Regions from separate parts of the Homo sapiens genome. Here region 1 is linked to region 2. The links are chromatin loops, found by intact Hi-C in ENCODE. Cell type or tissue: endothelial cell of umbilical vein. All regions are shown on one strand.

Region 1 (8,000 bases), 370 kb after region 2:
TGCAGTCGTCCTGCTTGGTGGCGTGGGGGAGGGAGAGTTTACAAGGTTATCTCTTACAACAAACCCCATCGAACATTGAGAATTATTTTTCTTAGCACCTAAAAGCAGCTTCTCACTTAAGGCTTGATATTGGAAATATTCAGTGTTACAACAGTGGACAGCGTTTGCATTTTGGGCAAATGAGGAAAGAGTTTTTTGTTTTTTGTTTTTTTTTTTTGGAGACTTGTCCAGGCCTTGCCCAGTTACTGGCCCGTGTTCTTGCCTCTCTCATGTCTGAGATCGCAGTGGCACCATCTTGGCTCACTGCAACCTCCGCCTCCTGGGTTCAAGCGATTCTCCTGCCTCAGCCTCCCGAGTAGCTGGGATTACAAGTGCCCGCCACCACGCCCAGCTAATTTTTGTATTTTTAGTAGAGATGGGGTTTCACCATGTTGGCCAGGCTGATCTTGAACTCCTGACTTCAGGTGATCCACCTGCCTTGGCCTCCCAAAGTGATGGGATTATAGGCATGAGCCACCGCGCCCAGCCAGGAAAGAGATTTTATAAGGCTATTTCTTAAGACAAAATCTGGTGAAAATAGAGGAACATACTAACCCACCCTTGAGGAAGGCAGGTGCTAGAGAGCCAAGCTCATATGATCTACACACATAACTATCCTCTATCCTAATCTGATTCCAGGATAAAGTGTAGACCATCTCTGAGTGGGTGGAGAGCCTGTCGCTTGGGCTACTTCTGTTTCCCTTCCCTTTGCTGAGTGTTTGACCAGGGCTGTGTAGCTGTGGGAGGCTTCCACAAGGTCTGCAGCTTGGGTAGGACCACTGCTGAGGGCAGGACCACAAGCTTTATTTAGAAAGCAGATAGATAGGTAACAGAATTAGTATATTCTATATGCAAGGAAATCTAGATAGCATCTTTCCCAGGTGCACAACCATCTCTGTGCATTGGAAGGGGTGATATGCAGTTCCTGCAGTCAGCACTGGCACTTTCCTGTGGAAGCAGCTTTGGGTAACTGCATTCCTTCGACAGTAGTTGGCCTGAGGCCCCTGAGCTCTGAGCACAAATGGTTTGATAAGGTGATGTTCTAACGCAGTCATCCTCTTTGGCCATGAAAATCCTCAAAAATTCTCCAGCTTTGATTAGGATGAGCAGATTGGCTGCACTCTCTCTCCAGCTGGCTGCATGTGACACACGCAGACTTGCTCATCATGCTTTGTATTCACTGTTGCATATTGCTCAGGCACGTGAGAGGCAAGAACATGGCCCACTAACTGGGCAGGTCCTGATCGGGAAGCTGCTGAGGTAAAGGTGCTCCTGTTCTGCTAAAGGAGACCCTGGGATCAGGGACGAGCTCTTCCTTGCTGGGCTCACCCAGTAATACAGGTCGTGTGGGACAGTGGTGAGCCGAACTCTCCTGCCATAGACGTGCTGGTGAGCAATGGAGTCACCTTCAGAAGAGGAGGCGGCTTGACCTGGGGGCATGAATGCTACCACCAGGCCCTTTTCTCCTGGGACTGGCTCCTTCCTACAGAGCAACCCTCCCTGTGGGTTGACCATAGCTCCAAAGACAGACGTTTTTTCTTCTCAGAAAGTAAAACCTCAGCATTGAAGAATCCTTGTCCTGTCATTTTTAACCTTAATGAGAACAGAGCAAGCCTCTGGAACAAGGTGCAGCGCAGTCAGGAGAAGTGGCTTTAAGTGAAAACACAGCTGTGGGGTTTACAGACGGCGCTGCAGGGAGGCATCATCCAATGGGAGCGGCCAGCCTCGCTATAGACTTTCCAACACTAATGAATCGGGAACTCCATGCTGAATAGGGTTTAGTTTGATGGGTCCCTGTGCCAGCAGAAGGATGTATTTTTCTTGAAAGACCAAGGTGCCAGAAATCTCCATGATTACGTTACTGGAGAAAGGTTCTTTTTTGTGGTTTGTGAAGTTGAGCGTCAGGACTGCAGGATTCTCTTGCTCTTTCTCACTCTTATTTTTTCCAGGTCAGAACCAGAGCTTGGGGTGGGGAGGAAAATCCTGCTGAATGAGCAAGTTCTTTCTTAAAAAGCTCTCTCCAAGTCCAAAAAGACTTCAGTGGACTTAGGAGAAAGAAATTTAATACATTGCCATAGAATCGTCATTAACCAAGTTAAAGCAAAGTCCACAGCATCTTTGTCTTATAAAAGAAAGCAAAAAGGAGATGGAAAAAAAGAAATTATACTTAGGAAATCCAAACCAAACAGTGAACACTAAAGAAGAAAAACTCAAGATCATCTCTGAAAATGTGATTTTCTTCTAATCAGATTTTTCTATTAAAAACCAAGGCTGCAGGTAGAAGTAACTTTTCTGATCTTTTAAATTCTGCCATAAATGGCATAGCTGAAATGTTTGAACTGTGCTAGGATTTACCACTTTCAGCTTAAGGAAGAGTTGGACACCCTGTAAGACCCAGTGGACTATGAGGGGAAGAGTCAACCGTGGAGAGGCTGGAGGCTTCCCAGGCCGGCCTTGACCTGTGTTTGAACCTTGGTCCTAATAACTAGCAGATTGAAGCAAATTCACAGGCCTCCTGGAGAACCCATGTTGGTTTGAACTGGAGCAATCCTGGCCAAATAACTCACACTGTGCTCTTACCAGTGACCTCCCTCATTACACCCCTGTGAGGGGAGCTCTGAGCTAGCATCCTAGGTTCCCCTGCTCATTCATGGAGTAGTCTGCAGAGAAAGCTGAATGGCTCTGTCCTGCTGGGGCTGTAAGTACCTTCCAGGAGACGGGCAGAGAGAGACTTGGTTGTCCATGAGAGGTCATCTTGGAGGTATTGCGAACAAAACAGGGAATTCCTAAACTTTTAAACTCATTTTTTTGCCCTTCCAAGGTCAGGCCAGGACTTTTCCAAAGCCTCGAAACCTCTGATGTGGCGTCTTCCCTAACTGATGGAGTTTAGTGCCTAGTGGCCCTTGCATGACGTTCTCCAAGTATGGCTGTTTGACAAAGCTGCCTGTGTGCCTGGGCCAGCCAAAGATCTACCTGTTCAGTAGCCCAGAGGGACCCCTGGCATGCTTGCCTAGCCACACTTTCCTGTCTTGTCTCGTCACGCTTCTGGTTATTCTTATGAATGTAGCCTGGCCCACTGTCTTCACCAGGCTGGGATCCAAAATAAGGTCACATATCTTTTAATAGTTACATTAAAAGACTCAGTGGACACCCCTCCTTCTGCTTACCTAGGACATTGTTTCTGCCCCTAAGTTCTCCCTAAAGTGCCATCCCCAAGCAGCAATAATCTGAGCAGCCTGAGGAAGCTGTACATAGTCCTCAGTCACTCATTCTTGTTACCCACCTGTTGCCATCTGCTGGGAGGGTCGCCTTGCTGTCTCCATTGTCATCCTACCCAGAAAGCTCAGACGGGCGGAAGGAGGGCCTCTCAAAGGCCCAACAACCCCAACAGGGCCTGCATCCCATGTTCCCACAGAGTCTGGGGAAGATTCTCCTCTCCCAAGGGTCCTAGTCCCTTCAACTCATCCAGGCTCCTAGAGCTCACCCACGCGATTCTCTTAAGGCCAGTTTCCTGGGGGCCCCACCCTAGAGCAGGAGGCCTAGGTCCAAAGGGGACCCAGTGGTAGTCTCATGCTCTGGCCGCCTGGAGCCTGCCCTCCTGTGTGACCTCAGCCTGAGCCCCTGAAAGGAGAAGGCTCTCCCATTTTCTGCCCTGGGGAGACTGCCCTTTCCTTGTTGGGATGAAAGCCTTGCCTCTAACTGAACCCTTTTGAAGGCTTCCGCCCTCTGCTGGTGGAAGCTGACAGAGCAACCTTGTTGTTGCCTCTTGGGTCCTTCACTTCCTTCCCTCTTCACTCAATACCAGGACCGTTGTGCAGTTGGAAACTGTCCACCCAGGGAAGCCTGTTCCTGGGGAAAGGATTGGGTAGTGGTGAGCTCTCCTGCTTGACATGGCAGCTGCCTCTGGAGAGAGAAAGACCTTGTGAAGTCTGAGTGGCTGCCATTCTTGCAGGCTGACTTCCCAAGCTGAGCTGCTCTGTGGGTGGTCCCTGCAGGTGGTGATTAGGGCCAGAGCGCTGCTGCTGCCTGGTTCCTTGCCGTGCCTGATAGCTAGGAAGTATCTAGTGAGCATTGTTGAGGGAAGGAGCTTGTGCCTCTTGAGGGTGCTGACAAGATGGCAACACCTGAACACTGAGAGTGTCTGAGCCACAGCTGGTCATCTGGTGGCAATTACTGAGCAGGAGGCAGACGTGAGGCAGAATTTATTTACTGAAGAAAAAGAAATTATTTTGAAGGAATGACATTGGACACCTGCTGTGACAGTGATAAGGACACCGATTGCCCAGGAGACCTGGTGAAGCCACCCTTGGATTCTCTGGGGGAAATACCTCTGGCATTCCAGCGAAGGGGAAAACAAAAGATCAGGGCCACTTTGACAGAGGAGGGACAGGCAGGAAGGGCTCCCCTGGAAGCAGGTGGAGCATGAGGAAGGGCACAGAGGCCTAAGAGAGCCTGGTCTGCTCTGAACCCCTCAGGGAAGTGGACCGCGTCGGGGAGTGCATGGAGCTCTGCAGGAGCTGGAGAGTGACCCTTCCCTGTCCTGTAAGACTCCTTCTGTCTGTCCTGAGGGCCTCCCTGGCTGGCACACCCTCCCGAGCACAGGCCCACCTCTTTCCATTGCTCTGTTACTGTCCATATTTGTTCATGTGAACAACCAACCTTCAGCGAGCCTGGGCTGTGTTGAATTCACTTTCATATCTCCAAAAGCAGGAAGCCGTCAAAGGTACTAAAGAGGGAAGTGTTACCAGGTTTATGCTTCAGGAAAATAACAGCTATGTTCTAGAGAGCGGATTAGGAGAACATAGCCAAGGGAGTAGGAAGATACATTGTGTGTCAGTGTCCTTAGGAGAAGCATGAGCACAAATTACACAAGGGCAGTAGAGGGCCCGGAGGTGGCAGGGACCAGGCCTGCCTCCACCAAGGCACTGGCTGCCCACTTTGTCAGTCTTTGGAGTCTGTGTCCTCCATGATTTGGCTCCCTTCTCAGGCTGGTGGCAAGCTGGTTGCAGCAGTTCTGGCCCGCATGACCAGAAGCACTCAACAAGCATCCCCTCGTACCTCATTGGCCTCGGTTGGGTCACACATCCATTCCTGAACCAGTTTCTAGGGCCAGGAAATGCCATGCCCTGATTGGCTTAGGTTTCTTACCTCAGAGCTGTCACGTCCAGCCCTGGAGCTAGAGGTTGGGTCTGCTTCCCCCCGGACCCCCTAGAATGGGGAGCAGGACAGGGGAATGAATAGCTGAGTGAAAGTAGGCCATCCTTAGCAAGGAGGAAATGCCTGCTAGCTATGCATCCGTGTTTGCTACAGGAACCAGATGGACCCATTCATTCATCTTTTGAACCTTGTACATGGTAAGCACCTACACACCAGTAGGGACATACTTTGTGGAAACAGCATACCATCATCCTGGGTGAATTTCAGTCCTCATGAAGGATCCCCTACCCTTATCCCTACCCAGACCCTTGGCTCTCCATTCCTTGACTTCTTTTTGGATCTTGTTTTTGACCAGCCATCTCCAAGGTCAGACACACAGCCTGCTCTCTGACCATGGCCTCAGCCCCTTCAACTCCCTTATCCAGTGACTCCCACACTCCTCTCCTTGACCTCTCAGACACTACACCCAGTGATTAGCAACATGGACCATACTTCAGCTGTGCCACTTACTTGGTAATTTGGGCCAAATACTTAATAAACTCTCCTGTAACATAGAGGTAGGAACCGGCTTTGCAGGGCTCTTGCGAGGATTAAATAAGATCAGCGTGAGAGATGCTTAGGACAGAGGACGTGCTTAATAAATATTAGCTCCATTCCAGACATCTGTCACCCAGCCGCTTCCTTCTGTTTTCTTCCCATCAGCCTCTTTCCCATTTATTTCCTTCCTGTTCCCCCGTAGGTCTCCTGGTCCATATGCTGCCGTATTGTATCTCCACTCCCTTACCCCCTTATTCTTCCCTCATACCTTCCTGGCAGATATTCAGCTTGGACCAACCTAACTTTCTTCACACTAATGTCTAAGTTGCTAGAAAAAAATTAACAGTGGGACAGATGCTTGCTACAGTAACTTCAGATCCTGTGGCCTCCGAATACTCCCTGGCAATACTCCCTGGCAATCCTTATGCTCTGCCCAGGTCAACTGTTTTTCCTATTCTCCAAAGGAGCAATTTCAAACCTTCATCACTTTCCTCAAACTCCTTCCCCCATCACACTCCCCATTCTTTGCAGATAATTTGTGTCCTAATTTTCAGGAAAGAACCTAAAAAATCATACTAGGACATTCTAAATCCCCCCTGCCCAATCCACAGATCTTACTGTTATCGCTGCCCATCTTCCTTCCTCTTGCAGCCAAGAAAGGGGTTCCACTTTTGTGTTGGATCCAATCCCTTGTCATCTCAGAGACCTTGAATCTGCAGTTCTCTCTGTCTCTCTTAATGTCTTCTACTCCACCATCCATAGTGCCTTCTTCCTGTCAGCATTGAAACAAGTCTCTGTCATCTTTAAATATACTCCCTTCAAACACCTTCAGTACACTCTCACATCCTCTCATCCTTTCCCATTCCATTTCATGAATCTTGCCTCTTCCCTAGCACTGTCTAATTTGCTAAAAGAGTTGTATTCACTCATGATTGCCATTTCCTGGCTTTCTATTCGTTTTTCAACCTGTCACCCCGATCTCTGCCCCCAGCACTCCCTGCAAGAGTCTTTTCTGATAGATCCAAAGGATTCCTTGTTTGGGAATGTTCTCTGTTACTTGACCTCTTAGAAGGATTTAACGCTGCTGACTATGCCCTCCTTGAGGCATGTTCTCTCTTTGGCTTCTATAATGTCAGAACTCAGAACTCCATAGCCACTCCCCAGTTTCTGTTGTCCAGCTCTTAAATACAGGTGTTTCTCAGGATTCTATCCAGGGCTCTCTTATCCCTTCAGGTTACAATCTTGCTTATAAACTTCAGAACTGTATGTTCAGCAGCCTACTGGCCATCTCCACTAGATGCCTCCCAGGTATGTTAGAATCCGCAATCTCAGATTGAACTCAAACTCTTCTCCCAAACCTGTTTTTCTTCCTTGTCAGGGTGAGTAGCAATAGCATCTGCCCTGCAGCCTGAGCCAGAGAATCCTGAACACTTGTTGACTCTTCCCTCTCTCACTGACTTTATCTCCAGACCATCACCAAGTCCTGTAATGCTGGTGAGGTGAAAGGAGCATGGATTTTGGTTAAAATTCCAGTTCTAATTGTGGTTTGCTCAAACTACTTAATCTTTCTCAGCCTCAAGTTCCTCATCTGTTTAAAGGAAATAGCAATACCTAATTTAAGTGGTTTTTGTCAGGATAAAGGAAAGCCTTTACTTGGTAGGTGATATGGTTTGGCTCTGTGTCCCCACTCAAATCTCACCTTGAATTTTAGTAATCCCTCATGTTGTGGGAGGGACCCAGTGGGAAGTAATTGAATTATGGGGGTGGGCTTTCCCTGTGCTGTTCTCGTGGTAGTGAATAAGCCTCACAGGATCTGATGGTTTTGTAAATGGGAGTTTCCCTGCACAAGCCCTCTTGCCTCTCGCCACGTAAGACTTGCCTTTGCTTCTCCTTTGCCTTCCACCATGATTGTGAGGCCTCCCCAGCCATGTGGAACTGTGAGTCCATTAAACCTCTTTCCTTTATAAATTACCCAGTCTCAGGTATGTATTTATTAGCAGTGTGAGAACAGACTAATACAGTAGGCATTCAATAAATGTGAGTCCTCCATTTAGTAAACATGACTGCTCTTCTGTTCCAGTCCTCTCTCTCCCCTACCCTATCACCACCTCTGCTGACTTGCCTTATTGTTGAGTTGGTGTGAACATAGTTTCCTGACTTTGAGACTCCCCCTGCAATTAGATTTCCCATAGTTCCTTCATGACTAAGGACTAAGTGCTGGTCACCACAGCATTGTGTGGGGTCTGGGAGGCAGATGCCAGATGTTA
Region 2 (8,000 bases):
TTAATTCATAACATCTGACTTCCTAGCGGTCAGGTGTTTGAGCAGAGCTTCCTGACCTGGCTGAGCTGGTCAGAATCACTTGGGACGAAACTTACACAGCCAGTCCTATCAGATTCGGAGAAGGCAGGAATCTGTATTTTTAGCAAGGTCTCCAGGGGATTCTGACACAGATAAATCCAGAATTGGGAATCTGCCTGTCAGACCTATTTGGAGGCAATGCCTTTTCTTCACATTCTCCCTCTTTCTCAGCCTAAGTCCTAAAAAATACAGGCAACAAGTAAATAAAGACAGTTTTCAAGATATTCATGGAATGACTTTTTTTTTTTTACATTTTTTTTAACTAGTTAGGACAAAAACATTACAATGATTGACTTCTTTCATTTAGTTACATAAATAAAATTTTTATAAATATCTCTTTATAAACAATATAAATAGCTTTACAACATAAATACATTTATGCATGACATGAATTTACAAACAGCAATGTTTTACAGCTGGTTCTGTCAGTCTCTTAAAAACTGTCCCTTGTCATCAAGTCGGTGTAGGTGTGTGTGTTTCATGTATATAATATATATATAATATATAACTTTTTATTTTTCATTTTAAAAAAACAAATAATAAAATCACAACCCCCTCCCCAAATAATAATAAAACAGCTGGTGTTGTGTATTCCCAGTACCAGGAAAAAAAAAGAAAGAAAGAAAGAAATGTAAAAGCCACATTGCGTTGGAGGTGTTTCCAGATGCTGGAGGCTGATGACCAAAGATGACCTCAGCACAACGGAGCCAGTTCCCGATCCTGAAACACAGAGTGAACACGGGACGCTCAGTTCTGGCCCCTTAGCTGAGAAATCCTAGCAGGCAGGGTGGTTCTAGAACCTTTCCTCCCCTTCTCCCAGCAGCTTGAGGGATGTTCCCCTACCTCCGCCACCCCCCCAACCAGGCCTTCCTGCAGAGGGGAGGAGCCCCCCATTGCGCACTCCCCAGGCCCCTTCTGCTTTGCTGCCCCAGTACAAGTGGAACCAGCGTGTCTGCAACACTCCTTCTTCCCCCAGTCTAACCACAGGCCTTGCCCTTGGCACTCAGGGAAGCGCAGTGAGAGAAAGAGAATGGAAAATCTCCCATCCCTTTTTTGCTACAACGCAAACCCTCAGTCAGTGCTCGCCCGGGGTTCGTGTGTCTGAGTGACCATGGATGGAAGGAGAAGAGAGACATCTCAGGATCAGGAATCCTGGGCTCAAATCTCTACTCTGACGTTGGGTCCCTGGATGACCCTGGATAGCTGGGAGTGTTCACCCATAAAATTGGATAATAGCCACCTCCTAGGGCTGGCTTTCAGATTCAACAGGGAGCCTCGGATCGGGCATCGGCAGTGTCTGGGTCACAGCTGCCACCCAGTAAACAGCACCTCCTTCCCTAGCTGGTTGTGCAGAGGAAAGGGTCTGGGTCCAGGTCCCCTTCAGGAGCAGAGGAAATGGTGTCTCACACCAGCCTTGGGGAAATGCACAGTCATGGGCTCTGAGTGTTGTTAGGGTAAACTCTCTGCTAATGGGTGTGTGGGTGCCCCGGGGCCCAAGGAAGGTGGCCTTCAGGGGCGTTCAGTGCCCTCCCAAAGGACAGCATGCACAGAGGGGACCTGGGCCAGAATGGCTTGATGAACCCTCCCCCACTCCCTTCTCTGGCTCTGCCGTGAGTTTACACAGATGACAGCTGTCTGTGATGTTGCTGGGCCCCAGGGGCAAAGTGTTCATTCAGGTTTCACCTACACCCAGTCTCTGTCATTAGCATTTTACAATGAATACCTAGAACCATCAACCACCATCATTACGGTGGCTTAGAGCCCAGGTCACCCACTGCGTGGAGAAACAGCCACAACCTCAAAGAGTTTTCATTAATGTGAAAAATCTAAGCTGTCTTTCTCTTTACGCCCAGTGATATATCCTGGGCATCGTCACCAGGAGCCTGCAGGAATGATGTTCTGCTCTCTCACTGGGAATGGGGGGCAGTGAGGGTGGGGTTTTTATTTTTCATTTAAAAAATCCCAAATAATAAATCCACACCGCCCTTCCCAAATAATAATAAAACAGCTGGTGTTGGGCGTAAGCCGGTGTTGAAGGTGTCGACGGTAAGTGTTCATCTATGCTAAGAGAGCTGGTAGGAGATTATTGAACCCCCCTGATCAAAGGGGTCGAGAATTCTTAACAATGTGGATTCCTCCTACACAGCATCTTTCACCACCCGTTTGGCCATCACTTGGTGACCACAGACATCCAGGCCCAAGAACAAAGCCCCTGTGGGGATGCGCATTCCAGGTACGAACCAATGGAGAGTCACTAACATTTGCTCAGGTTCTAAAGTTTGAACTTGATGCTTAAATCAAACTGAAAATTTGAGGCCTCAGACTCCGTCTCTTTGTTGTTTAGACAGGAGAGAAGAGAGCAAAGGCATTCCAAGGGTAGCTACTGAAGGCTGGTCCCCAAGTGTCAGAATCATTCTTCTCCCTGTGCAGGGGAGAGTCAAGATCACAGACAACTACAGCCTTTGCAGAACTGGGGAGAGGCCCACAGCCGAGTGAGGTCTGGCTGCAAAGAGAGGAAGGGCACTGGTTAAAACCTCGGGCAGGTGGGAGTGGCCATGGGCCAGGGTGTGCTGGTTTCTCTGGTCATTGACAAATATTTCCACGAGTCTGTTCGGGGTGCAGTGGGTCCTAGAGTGCCTTAGGCCAGCACTTCGCCCTTAAGCTGTTCAATATGGAGAGGTGAATGGGTTCACAAACTGTGAAAAAGTGTTCTGTACTGTAAAAAAGAGACAGTGTGCTGGACAGGCGCTCTTGTTTCCCTCCGGGAGAAGATCCGACACTGACAAGGGTTTCTGGGGAGGAGACAGCAGCTTGCCCGTAGCCTGGGATGGGACAGTCAAGGTGTGGGACAGGCAGTGGCAGCTGCTGAGCTGGAGGCAAGAAAGCGAGAAAGCCAGGTAAGCCTGATCCTAACGCACATGACTGTCAATGTCAGAGGCTGGGATGTTATTCAGTGGGCACGGGCAGGCGGCAGGAATAGAGAGGAGGGAAAGAGGAGAGGTGAGGCTCTCTGCAGCAGTAAATTACCACCACGCGGCACCCGGCAGGGGGTGGCGGTAGGGCAGAGGTTTCCAGCCCTAGTGCGGGGTGAGACCCCACACCAGAAACGGAGCCCAGAGCACCGGTTGGGTCGGGACAGGGTTGGTGAGGGACTCTGGGACGTGTTGAGTTCGAGGCTGGGGCAAATAATATTTACTTTAGTGTCTTTCCTATTCCCTGAAATAGTGCCACAAGCACTGAGATTCACCCCCGAAGCCACCAGGCTGCAGCTGCCTCAGGACCCTGGACAGACCAGTTTGCCCACTGCCTGGGTTTAGAGAAGGGACAGGAATCGGAGTGTCCCAGGCAGAAGGGCGCTCTGACAGTGCCAGCAGAGGGCTACTCTCACTACAGGGGGCATGGTGGCCAGCAGATGATCGATGTCCCCTGGACTTGTGGGTGTAACCTTCCTTCTCTGCTCCCACAAACCCATGATCTCCTCTCAATCCCCCCACCAGCTGGCCAATAGGGGCCAGTGCTGCTAGTTCAGCTACGGTTCAGGGGTGGGTGAGACACCACCAAGCCTGTTTCTGCTTCTCCAGAAGAAGCCAGGTGGGTTCAACCAGGCTGAGCCGTTTCTGACCTTGCCAAAGTTCCCCGATCACGTTATCCTTCGCTTTCTTTGTCTGTAAAGTGGGATAATAAAGGGGGCGGCTGGCAAACGCCTAGCACAACTTGAGCAAAGGCGGCTCGCGCGCCTCCGAAGGCCGGCTGGGCGGCGGGCGGTCCCGGGCCGGGCTGGGGCTGGGCGTCGGGTGGGCCGTACTCACCGCCGCCAGGGGGCGCCGCACTAACATCCCAGGCCGCTCATGGAGCCGATTCGGTCCAGCTTGAGGCCGAAGCAGCCCTTGGACAAGCCCTTCTTGTTGGCTCCTTTGTATTTGCGCGCGTTGGGGTGCTCTTGCAGAAGGCGAGCCCACGCTGCCCGCGACTTGGTGTCCACGCGCAGGTCCCGGAGCAGTCGCGACCGGTCGCCCTTGAGATTGGCGCCCCCGCCCCCGGGAGCCTTGTCGCCCTTCTTCTGACCGCCGCCCGCAGCCTGCGGCTCGGCCAGCTCCTCTGCCGGCGGGGTTCGCGGGACCTGTCCGAGGAAAGAGCGGGCAGGTGAAGGGACACGCGGCTGCAGCACGGGGGACTCTGATGCTCCAGCCCCACGCGCCCGCCGGCGCGGGGTGTCCCTCCCAAGCCCAGAGCCGCCCCCACCGATGCCGGCCAGCTTGGCCCCGCATCCACCTGCCACGCGGCCGCCTTCGCCGCTCCCTCCGGAAGCCCCCTGCCCTCCCTTTGCTGCTCGCCGGGCAGGCCACACTGGGGTAGGGGGCTGCGCATGGGCCGATGTTCTCCGGAGGCTGGAGAAGTGGACCCCCGAATCCGCGCTTCGAGGGCTCCCCGGCTCTCGCCCACGCGCATCTCGGAGGAGACAGCCGCCTGCCTTCCCTCTCTCCTGGGTCCTGCGCGCCGCATTCTCCAAGCCCCCAGCCTCCCACGCCTCTCCCAGGCTCGGCGTCCCCACGACAGCACCCACCTTCGGCGGCGCCCCGGGCTTGGCTTCGGAGGGCCGGAGGGAGAGCAGCGTGAGCAGCAGGGCGCAGGCCAGCAGCTGGGAGAGATGCATGGTGCCGCTGGGGTCGAGGGGCGCACACGGGCGGCAGCGAGGGCGCGCAGGTCGGCGGGCAGACCAGCAGGGGGATGCGGAGCAGGCTGGCTGGGCTGCAGGGCGAGCAGGGTCCCAGTGCTGCGCGGCGCCGGCTGGGTGCGCTCTGAGCCCGTGACTCTGCTCGCGCCTTTATAATCCAACCTGCCGCTGATGTCATCCTCCCGCCCACCGGGCCGCCCGGGCCAATGACACCACGCACGCGGCCGCGCCGAGGGCCGGGAGGGGGCCGCGGGGGCTCCCCTCCCTTATCCCACCCCGGAGGGATCCCGCGGCTCGGCGGGCTCGCTCCAGGCTGCACTTGGAGCTGCAGAGCTGAGCGCACAGGGGAACTCCATTTGCAGCGAGCGCGCGCCCTGGCCTGCCGAGCATCGGTGCGCCTGGTGCCCTGTGCACCCACTAGGTCCTCATCGCACTCACTCTACCTGGAAGGGATACGTAGCCCTCTTTGCAGGTGCAAAGACAGGCTCAGAGGAATGAAGTCACTTGCCCAAAGTCATACAGGCATAAAGTTGGCGCTGCCCGAAATCCACGCAGCCCTGCTTGTCGCCAAACTCTTCCCTGGGCACCTGACAGCCGCGGGATGGCATTGCAGCTCCGCCTTTCACCTGCCGGTCAGGGCGGGAGCGCAGACCACAGCGACGTCGTTAGGTTGGGGAGGCAGAGGATGGGGTTGGAGGACTGGGGTGGGAGGCGCAGGGAGAGCGGGGTTCGCCTGGGCCGCAGGGGGGAGCGCAAGTCTTCCACACTGGAGAGTGCAGGGGTGTCGCCAGCCTGAGTGTTTGAGCGCAAGGCGGGAACGAGGGGACTGCGAGCGCGGAACCAAGATATTCATGCTCATGCGTGTGCTCCGCGGCATCGTATGCTCGCCAGTTACTGCTCTAGGTTCACGTTCAGCCGGTTTCGGCCACACAGAACGTCCCGGGGTCTGACTCCGCTGGTGAACTCCCTCTGTGGGAACAATGCGCACCTGACCTTGCCTGCACCCACGCGAGGATCCGCTGCTGGGGGAAGCCCGCTCCAGTATCCTGTGCACTTTCACAGGCTGGGGAGAGAGCTTCCTAGCCAGCGGCCCAGTCCAGCCTCTGCCAGCCGTGACAGGTGGTCAACTTCCCGTTTTTGACTGTAGAGAGGTCCCCGTGGCTCTCGGGACATGGCCACATATCCCTACCACTCACGAACTTGCTCTCCTTGCACTGGGCTTCTCGGTCCCTTGGACACTAAGGAGTGTGGTGGGCATTTGGGCACTGCGGTGTGGGCCGCAGAGGCGGAGAGCCCAGATCCCCCGAATTGATTGAAGAGCAGGAATCTATGACTGGCTGCTGCTGAGCAGGACGCAGGCTGGAGAGAGAACAAATGTTGCCGCAGGAGTGCAGTGGCTGTCCCCAGGCGTGAAGGCGATTCTGGGGAGACAGTAGCCCAGACGAGATTTTCCAGGGAGAGGAAGCTGTGCCTGAGGCAGGAAGGCAACTGGAGTGAAGAGGGGCTTGGAGAACCAGGTTCCCTCCAAGCCTCCCTCTTCCCTCCGTGGTAGTGAGCCTGGTCCCAGAGCTGCTAAGGCGGCCGCATCATGGTCTGCTCTGTCGGCACCTTTCTCAGGCTACCCCTTCCCACTCTCATACCCTGACTCACAACATTGGAGCAACCACTACACAGGTCACTTTGCTTAGGAAACAGCTAACACCTGAGGTCTGAGTTTGGGGCAGCAAAGTTTCCTGATCTCCAGGAAGATCCAGACATCAACAGGGCACCTTCTGTGGATTCTGGTGAATTGAGTCACCACCTCCACGCAGCCCCCCAATTCCTCTCCGTGCTAACACCCATAGAGTGGCACCACTCTTTCATTTGAGGAGAAAGGAAGAGGAACTAGAAAGCAGTATAGGGAGGGGTATCCAGGTGGGCTGTGAAAGTTCCCTCTGCTTTTTGCCTGCTGTGCAAAGAAGGATGTTACCATCTGGAACTTCTCTGACACTTGCTTTCTTTATACCTGTTTAAAGAGTCAGGCAGAGCCACACAGACTGACTCTAGAGTCAAGCACTGGGCTGGTTTCCAGGGGCCAGCAGTACATCCTCTAAAGCCCCTTATTAAGGAAATCTTCCGCTGTTCATGGCTACTTCCTTCTGTCTGAACGTCCTTAGGTTGGTCCTTCCTGTCTTCTGTGTTCCTAGACACATTCGCGTCCAGGTGATTGACTATCTAGGTCTCCTCTCTGTTTGAACTTTGAGGCTAAATTAATAAAACTGACACCCCCAACCTACTGTGGCAGAGCCGATTCCCTGGACTCACCTTCCCATCTTTGGAAGGGAAATCTGGTGAGCTGCCACTCCTGACCACTGGGCGGTGGTCATCTGCAGAGGGAGGCTTCCCGGGGGGCAGGCTGTGGAGCAGCTTCTGCTTAGCTGGGGCCTGGGAGGCAGGGTGGGTAAGAGTCAGAGGCCTGGGCAGGAGGGGCCACCGGGAGGTGTGCCATCAGCACATAACTGCCTTGGAGATGAAGGTTTCCCCTCTCCCTTTGCTTTCCTTGCCTGGGGAGCTGCAGAGGACGCCCACTCTTCCTCCTGAGCCTAGATTTGGAACTCAGGTCCCTTTTTGTTGCTTTTCCCTTACGAAGTCTGCTTCTTCTGCCCCAGGCCCCAGGGGCATGGCCTGGGAAAGTTGAACTCACTGAGCAGCTGAATATGAGCTATTCAAGTCATTTTATTGACTGCTCAATTTTAAATTTCCTCCTAACGGCAAAAGAGGGAGAAAAGGCCCCAAGGCCGCGGTAATTCTGTAAGGAATCATGTCGTTCTCACTGATCTCGCTGATCTCCCGGTATCTACTGAGCATCCCTGAAGCCTGCAGGGTTCCATCCAGCCGGGAAGAACCCCCTAGCAGACAGACATGAGCTTTGTAGGCTGAAAAGGACAATGACAGGGAAGGGGACAGGTCAGGCTGAGGCCACCCAAGGAGGGCTCCTCCTCCAGCCTGGACTAGCAGGGTGGGCTTCCTGGAGAAGGAAAAGTCTGTGCTGAGCCTGGAAACACAGGAAGAGAAGGGAAGAGAAGAGGAAAACCTCGACAGAAAACCAGGCTAACAGTGGAATGTACTAGAGTCAGGCCTAGAGGGGTGCTGTTTGAGAAAAACCAAATGAGAGGCCTCACCAAAGGGCAACACAGAGGGCAGGGGAGGCCGATGAGACTGCAGAACCCCATGTGCCCAGACCTCGGGAGGGTGGAGTGCTTCAGGC

Evidence for each region. A loop is a pair of places that touch in the nucleus more often than their neighbours do. Peaks named below come from ENCODE experiments on the same cell type or tissue, not always from the same donor. Only the 100,000 strongest peaks of a DNase experiment are listed, where the experiment ranks them.
Region 1: a loop joins it to region 2, with 13 times the contacts of the local background. A loop is called at or near these places in 6 of 110 quality-filtered maps.

Annotation. Positions count from the first base shown.
Region 1 is chr2:232,289,045-232,297,044 of GRCh38, forward strand. The region is part of intron 13 of DIS3L2 (DIS3 like 3'-5' exoribonuclease 2); the gene reads left to right. Among named protein-coding and RNA genes, the nearest start is that of ALPP, 86 kb to the right of the region's middle. RefSeq lists enhancers at 3,065-3,788, 3,789-4,510 and a silencer at 3,690-3,779. In endothelial cell of umbilical vein, a CTCF peak has its summit at 3,779 (motif pointing left); a DNase peak (open chromatin) is centred at 3,767.
Region 2 is chr2:231,921,518-231,929,517 of GRCh38, forward strand. NPPC (natriuretic peptide C) reads right to left here and starts at 4,879. Exons shown (of 3, transcript NM_024409.4): 1 at 4,643-4,879; 2 at 3,888-4,198; 3 at 292-798. The coding sequence starts at 4,732. The coding sequence ends at 3,908. RefSeq lists silencers at 3,773-3,862, 3,943-3,992, 4,948-5,167 and an enhancer at 5,569-6,223. In endothelial cell of umbilical vein, CTCF peaks have their summits at 3,896 (motif pointing right) and 4,812 (motif pointing right); DNase peaks (open chromatin) are centred at 3,934, 4,874 and 5,094; H3K4me3 peaks cover 1,379 bases; H3K27me3 peaks cover 3,919 bases.